2 separate regions of the Homo sapiens genome follow, and region 1 is linked to region 2. Evidence: read pairs that join two places in POLR2A ChIA-PET (ENCODE). Cell type or tissue: A673. All regions are shown on one strand.

Region 1 (4,000 bases), 800 kb before region 2:
AGATCACAGCTCACTTTAATCTCAAACTCCTGGGCTCAGGCACTCCTCCTGCCTCAGCCTCCTGAGTAGCTGGGACTGCAGGTATATGCCACTGTACCCCACTATAATCCTGTGTCCACTTCTCTTCACTCAATATCATCCTGTACCCCCAGGATTTAATATCAATGACTGTCCGGGTCAGTGGCCAGCAGAGAGGGAGTGACAGAGATCTGTCCACACCCCCAGTCTACTCACTGGGCTATTAACCTGTCCACACACACTGACCACTGCCAGTCAGCCTCTGCTGCCACCTGCTTTTGTCTGACTCAAACCCTCCACCGTGGAGGGGCCTCCTTTTGCTCCTGCCTCCCCTGCAGGGCCAAATTCGCAAGATGACAGCAGTGAAGAGTGCCCTGGACCGGATGTCGGTGTTACAGAGGCCAATAATTTTTTTATTTTTCGTAGAGACGGGGTTTCATGGTGCAGGCTGGGCCTTTTATTTATTTATTTTAAATGCAGCTGTGCCTGGAATACGTTGACTTTTTTTTTTTTTTTTTTTTTTTTTTGAGCCAGAGCCTAGCTCTGGCGCCCAGACTGGAATGCTGCAGTGGCGTCATCTCAGCTCACCGCAGCCTCCGCCTCCCGGGCTTAAGTGATTCTCCTGCCCCAGCCTCCCAAATAGCTGGGATTACAGGCATGCGCCGCCATGCCTGGCTAATTTTTGTGTTTTTAGTAGAGACGGATTTTTACCATGTTGGTCAGGCTGGTCTTGAACTCCTGACCTCAGATGATCCGCCTGCTTCAGACTCCCAAAGTCCTGGGATTACAGGCATGAGCCACGGTGCCCAGCCAGCTTTTCTTTTTTTTTTTAATTTTTTAAATATATATGTATATTTAAGTAGAGATGGGATCTCCCTGTTGCCCAGGCTGGTCTTGAACTCCTGGGCTCAAGCAATCCTCCCACCTGTGCTTCCCAAAGTGCTGGGATTACAGGCATGGGCCACTGTACCCAGCCATAAAGTGACTCTTAATAGTACCTTCCTTTAACAACCAGCTCATAAAATTCCTGCATAGGAAACAATCTGTACTCCCAGGTCAGAGCTGGGTTGGACCCACCCGAATGCAAATCCTTTTGCTGCCACTTATGAAGCTGTACAACCCTGGGCAAATTACTTAATGTCCCTGAGCCTTGGCATTCTCATCTGTAAAATGGGCTTCCAGAAACACCCAGCACAGGCCAGGCAGTTTAGAATGTGCTTAGTAAATGGTGATTATCATCATTTGTTCAGGGACATTAGCATGAAGGCCGAATGTTCTGGCACAAAGACACGTCTGTGGGACAGGCACAGTGGACTTATTGTGTGAGGCAGGATGGTACTGGGCTGGAAGACAGGACTGTCCTTTAGTTCTAAACAGTCCTCCTATTGTTGGACACTCGGGAGTGTTCCACAGTTTGGCTTATCGGTTACTGTAGCCACAGACGTCTTCCAGCCTGCAGCTTTTTGTCTCCAGCTGGAATTCTCTTCTTGTGATCACTTTCCCGGGGGACGCGGACTGGGTCAGAGGTGCGAACATTTCTGTGCCCCGCTGTGTTCCAAAGGGGCTGTGCCAGTTTCTAACGCCAGCCGCGTGAATTCCTGCAGCAGTAACCACAACTGCTATTTGTTAAGTGCTGTTCCATTTACAAAGCACTTGCCCCTGTGTTGCCCAGCGCCCGTTTGGAGGTAGGCATTACTTGGATTCCGCTTTCTCAGGAGTCCGGAGAAACTTGGGGTGGTTGAGTGGTTTGTCCAAAGGTCCACGGCTGTCAGGGTGAAATCGCGAACCTCAGGCAGGACTGACCGAGCCAGGCCCTGTTTACCTGCAGTAGCTCCACGCATCCTCACAGTACCCACATGAGATAAGTGCCGTAGACATCCCCATATTAGAGATGGGGAAACCAAGGCACAGAGAGGTTAGCTAGCCTGCCAAGAACGGTGGAGATGGAGTCCAGATGCCGGCATCTGGTTGCCGTCTCTACCCTTAACCACTACAGTGAGACTCGGAAGTGGGCTTTCTGGCTCCTGTCAGCAGCCGATTTGACCCTGGCACAATCCACCTCCCTGGACTTCCAGTTTCAGGGCCTGACGCTGTCCCTGCCGCCCTCCTGCTGACTGCGTCTCCATCTCCCTACAGGCACCGGGAGCCTGGCCGCTGCAGTGGAGACAGCCTCGGGACGCCAGGCCCTGGTGGTGGGCAAGCCCAGCCCCTACATGTTCGAGTGCATCACGGAGAACTTCAGCATCGACCCCGCACGCACGCTTATGGTGGGTGACCGCCTGGAGACCGACATCCTCTTTGGCCACCGCTGCGGCATGACCACTGTGCTCACGCTCACAGGAGTCTCCCGCCTAGAAGAGGCCCAGGCCTACCTAGCGGCCGGCCAGCACGACCTCGTGCCCCATTACTATGTGGAGAGCATCGCAGACTTGACAGAGGGGTTGGAGGACTGAGCCCACTGCACCTGCAGCCACAGGCCCACCCCTCCCCACTCCCTGATCCCGTAGGTGGAGGCGATGGGTCACGAGCCATGTTAAGCACAACCGGCTCCTTGGTCCAGTTCTGCACCGGGGTGGGGCTGGGACCCGGGGAAGGTTTGAGGGCCCTTGCAACCCCCTCCCAGCAGTGGCTGGGCACTCTTTGCTGCCCCAGAAGCTGGTCCCCTATGGATTCATCTTGGCCTGACCCAGCCAGGTGGCCTTATTTCTTCCCTGTCACCTCCCCTCCTTGAAATCTGGGCCCTGGTGCCTGCTGAAGATTCCCTCTATCCCTGAGTACTTAGTCTTCTCCCCCTTCCCTGGGGCTTCTAGAGCTCTCTCTGCCCCTCAGGTCCTGGCCCTTGGGTCCTTGTCAACCAGAGGTCTAGGGAACCACAACCCTTATTGTCCTGGGTGGACCAATCCAAAGGCTAAGTGATAGTGACTCATCAATGTTGGGTCCTGTGGGGTACCAGTTTAGGTTCCTAAGTAATAGTGACCCTTTCACGTCCTGGAGCCCGAGTGGACCAATCGGAAGCCTAAGTGACGATGACCCTCGCATGTCCTAGGTCCCTGGGTGGACCCATCAGGACCCCAAGTGATAGTGACCCAGTGGTCTTTTAGATCCTCAGTAGAACAGTCCAGAAGCCTGAGAGACAGTGGCCCCTTGATAATCTGGGTCTCACGGGACCAGCTAGGGGTCCAGGTTTCAGTCAGTAAATAAGAGTGGTCCACGTCCTAAAGACACCTCTCCTTTACAAAGACTTGTGATGCTCTGGGGCTTCTGTGGCCAAGCCCCACCCTTTCCTGGTCATGGTACCCGTACAGCGTTGATGGCCACAGCTCGAAGGGGGGCTTTCGTGTCCCCCTGTGCGGTCAGTGTTTTCAGTACCACCTCTCTCCCGTGCCCACTTGGCTATTTACTTATTTATTTATTGTGTGCCAGTGATGGTGGGTGGGGGCTGGGCCTTCCCCGCCACCTCCACCCCTGTTGTGACCTGTCCTTCCGTACTTAATAAAGTGCGCGTGGGAGTGTTCACCTGTGTTTGAGTCTATGTTTGGGGAGGGAGGAGGACCCCCTGCTGGAGTGTGCTCTCCCTGGACCTGGCCCACCACATTGTTCTCTGCATGAAATGACCCATTCCTGTTCCTGAGTGTCTTCTGTGTGTAGCGATACTTTGAGTCAAGAGTGCTTTATAGCCAGGCGCGGTGACTCACGCTTGTAATACCAGCACTTTGGGAGGCCAAGGTGGGTGGATCACAAGGTCAGGAGATCGAGACCATCCTAGCTAACACGGTGAAACCCTGTCTCTACTAAAAATACAAAAAATTAGCCGAGCGTGGTGGCAGGCGCCTATAATCCCAGCTACTCAGGAGGCTGAGGCAGGAAAACGGCGTGTACCCAGGAGGCAGAGCTTGCAGTGAGCCGAGATCACGCCACTGCACTCCAGCCTGGGTGACAGAGTAAGACAATGTCTCGGGAAGAAAAAAAAAATTAGCCAGGT
Region 2 (4,000 bases):
AGGCACATTTTTGAGTGTTGGGAAATTGAGGCTCAGAGACGTGAGGGACTTGCTGGAATCCACCCAGCAGCAGGGACAGATCGTGAATGACCATGCAGGTGGCCAGAGTGCTGGCAGGGGCTAGAGCCAAATGTTTTCCGTGAGTAAAGGGTTTCCCCTTTTCTCCATGGGGAGCTTTGAAAGTCTCCACCTGGGAGCCTAGTGGGCACAAAAGAGGTGGGGCTAATTACTGTGGACAGAGCCTTAGGACTTTGGGGAGAGGAGAGCCATGTGACTGACCTTGGGGAGCAAGAGACAAATTTGAGCCCCGATTTCCTCATCTGTAAAATAAGGACATAGTATCCATTTCATAGGGACATCAGGAAAACTGGATGCAAAGAGCAATGGCTAAGCACCTGCAATACTTCATTTCTTTTTGAGACAGGGTCTCACTGTCACCCACGCCCAGTTTCAAGTAGAGTAGCGCAATCTCAGTTCACTGCAACCTTGACCTCCCAGGCTCAGGTGATCCTCCCAACTCAGCCTCTCAAGAAGCTGTAACTATAGGCACGTGCTACCACGCCTGGCTAATTTGTGTGTGTGTTTTTTTTTTTTTTTTTTTTGAGACGGAGTCTCACTCTGTCACCCAGGCTGGAGTGCAGTGGCCTGGTGTTGGCTCACTGCAACCTCTGCCTCCTGGGTTCAAGCGATTCTCCTGCCTCAGCCTCCCAAGTAGCTTGGATTACAGGCGCTCGCCACTAATCCGGCTAATCTTTGTATTTTTAGTAGAGACGGGGTTTCACCATATTGGTCAGGCTGGTCTCGAACTCCTGACCTCAGGTGATCCGCCCACCTCAGCCTCCCAAAGTGCTGAGATTACAGGCGTGAGCCACTGTGCCTGGCCATAATTTTTGTCTTTTTTTTTTTTTTTTTTTTGTAGCAATAGAGTTTCACCAGGTCGCCCAGGTTTGTCTCAAACTCCTGGGCTCAAGAGATTTGCCCACCTGGCCTCCCAAAGTGCTGAGGTTACAGGCATGAGCCACTGCGCCTGGCCTCTTTTTAGTTTTTTCTTTTTGAGACAAGGTCTCACTCTGTCACTTAGTTTGGAATACAGTGATGTAATCATAGCTCACTGCCGCGTTCAACTCCTGGGCTCAAGCGATCCTCCTGCTTCAGCGTCTCAAGTAGCTGGAGCCACAGGTTTGTCACCATGCCCGGCTAATCTTTTTTTTATTTTCTGTTTTCTTAATTTTTTGTAGAGACAAGTCTTGCTGTGTTGCCTTGACTGGTCTTGTACTCCTGGCCTCAAGTGATCCCCCTGCCTCTGCCTCCCAAAGTGCTGGGATTACAGGTGTGAACCACCGTGACTGGCCTACATCTGTCTTTATTTTTCCCATTTATCAGATGAGAAAGCTGAGGCCCAGAGAGGGGACGTGGCAGGCTCAAGGCCACAGTGGCAGGCCTGGGACAAGGTCTAGCCCCTGGAGCCATTCAGCTTGGGTTCCTTCCCCTCCAGCACCACGGTCCCTCCTCAGACTCTCCCTGGCCTTGGCCAGTTTCCCTGTGGTCTTGAGGAAATAAAGGGAAGGGGAGGATCCAGCCTCATTCCAGCCCCACGTCCCCCCCAACACACACAGTGGGGGCTGCTTCCCAGGAGGACAGATGTTTTCACCAAATGGCACTTGCACGTGCTTTTCTCTGGCTTGGGGAGGAGGTGGGCGCTGAGAAGGAAATGCCAGCTGGTTGGGCAGAGACAACCGCAGCCACACCTGAGGGATTTAAATAGCCTCCGCCTTCTCTGGGCACCGGCTGAGGAGGAGGCATCTGGGCAGGGTTGGAGGGGAGCGGGGAACAGAAGGGCCATTCGGAACCTGCCGCAGCTCAGGGATGAGCGCCTGGCTCCTCCTCCCAGAGGGACCTGGTCTAGGCACCTCACCTCCCTGGACCTCGAGGTTCATCCCCTGCAAAGCGAGGCTCTGAAGGCCGCTGAACCACGTGCCTGTTGATGGAAAGAACCTGAGTAACAGGCCTGACCCATGCCTGGCACCCAGATGCTCAGTACTTGACGGCTATTGGGGTCACCACCTCCCTGCCAGGGCAGGAGGGCCTGCTGCTGAGTCTCTGACAAATGAGCGTCCACCGGCCGCTCACCCACCTCTCGCGACAGGGTGCTCATCACCTGCCATGGCAACCCACAGTGTAAGGGAATGATTTCATGGTAGACCGTGTGTTGGAATCTGGGCTACAGGACTGCTTGGTGTCTGTGTGACCTCAAGCAAGTTATTTAGCCTCCCTGCCTCGCTTTCCCCATGTGTGAAATGAGAATGAGGCCACTGCTTCCTCACAGTGCTGTTTAGATGAGTGCCTTTGGAACTTTACAGTTAAACACGATCCCCAGGGGATTCGTGTGCACATCGGAGTCTGATTCACCCGGGAATGCCTGGGGAGGGGCTGAGATTCTGCATTCCCAACAAGCGGTAGCAATGCTGCTGGTCTTTGGACTGCGTTTGGGGTCTCAAAGGACTGCCTTGGCTGGGCGCGGTGGTTCACGCCTGTAATCCCCGCACTTTGGGAGGCTGAGGCAGGCAAATCATCTGAGGTCAGGAGTTCGAGACCAGCCTGGCCAACATGGTGAAACCCCATCTCTACTAAGAATACAAAAATTAGCCTGGCGTGGTGGCGGGCGCCTGTAATCCCAGCTACTTGGGAGGCTGAGGCATGAGAATCGCCTGAACCAGGGAGGCAGAGATTGCAGTGAGCAGAGATTGTGCCACTGCACCCCAGCCTGGGCCACAGAGCGAGACTCTGTCTCAAAAAAAAAAGGACTGCCTTTCCCTGGGAGGAAAAGTAGGGAAAGTAGGGGGCATAGGGAGCCATAGAAGGGTCTTGACCACTGAAGTGACAGATTTTTATCACAGAAAAGAGGCTGGCCATAGTGGCTTATGCCTGTAATCCCAGCATTTGGAAGGCTGAGGCAGGCAGATGGCCTGAGCACAAGAGTTCGAGACTAGCCTGGGCAACACAGTGAGACCCCATCTCTGTTTAAATACATTTGTCATGGAAAAGCCTCTCTGGTTATCTGTGGCAGGAGGTGGGAGTGGGAGGAGGTCCGTTATTTAGAGAGAGATGAGGGCGCTGAATGGGAGGAGGGCTTATTCAGGTCAAGGAGGGGAGGCTAAGGGCCCTCAGCTCACCTGGTCCACTCTTTCAGACGCAGAGACTTATATCCAGAGGGGGTGGTGGACCTGCTCAGACCACACAGCCCTGGGAGGACTCCCTCCCACCAGGGACCCTTCACTCCCCACCCTTCCTGGTGCTCAGCCCTCCTGGGTCTCTCCTGTCCTGTGTGTCCCTGTTTAACATCCTAGTAACACCAAGAAGAGGGAAGGCACGAACGAGGGCCCTGGATCTCCCTGACCAGCTTGACCTCCTGCCTACCCACAACAACCCGATTTTACAGGTGAGAAAATTGAGACCAAGAGAGAGGAAGGCCCACCGACCCAGGCTGCAGCCGAGGTCAGTCTGATTCTGCTGCTGAGTGGTGTGCCATTACCATTGTCCACCTGCAGCAAGATCGGGTCCCGACCGGGTGGACAACCAAATTAACAGACGGAGGTGGGGACTCCGCTTCCGGCTCGCCCCGCCCCACCCCACTCTCCCAGGGAGGGAGCTCCAGCTCCGGGAAGATGAGGACAATAGCAGGAATCGCCCCACAGGGTACTTCCACGTGCTGGCTCCTGCCAAGCGCTGGCACCAGTGTTATGGGGCCTGTGTACAGATGAGGAAACTGAGGCAGAGATTGGGGCTTGGTGGCAGGCCTCCAGTTTCTGCGGAGGGAAGGCAGAGGGCACTTGGGGCATGGGCGACATGGGTCGTGGCGGGCACCCGGCGCACACGGCAGCCGGGCGCAGGCCAGAAGCCCCCCCGCGTCGCCGGGCCGCCCAGTCCGGGAGCCGGGCGCTGGGATGGGCGGGAGGCGGGATCTCCGGGCCGCGCCGCTTCCTGGCTCCCCACCCTGCGC

Evidence for each region. ChIA-PET counts read pairs that join two places held together with the same protein. Peaks named below come from ENCODE experiments on the same cell type or tissue, not always from the same donor. Only the 100,000 strongest peaks of a DNase experiment are listed, where the experiment ranks them.
Region 1: POLR2A ChIA-PET joins it to region 2 with 16 read pairs; 2 of 35 experiments call an interaction of 5 or more read pairs at or near these places.

The regions. Positions count from the first base shown.
Region 1 is chr22:37,663,401-37,667,400 of GRCh38, forward strand. PDXP (pyridoxal phosphatase) reads left to right here. Exons shown (of 2, transcript NM_020315.5): 2 at 2,155-3,532. The coding sequence ends at 2,471. Among named protein-coding and RNA genes, the nearest start is that of PDXP, 6.7 kb to the left of the region's middle. In A673, no CTCF peak of the experiment used is centred here; no DNase peak of the experiment used is centred here; H3K27ac peaks cover 450 bases.
Region 2 is chr22:38,464,035-38,468,034 of GRCh38, forward strand. No RefSeq gene overlaps it. Among named protein-coding and RNA genes, the nearest start is that of KDELR3, 2.1 kb to the right of the region's middle. RefSeq lists an enhancer at 1,370-1,871 and silencers at 3,824-3,893, 3,914-4,000. In A673, no CTCF peak of the experiment used is centred here; a DNase peak (open chromatin) is centred at 2,387.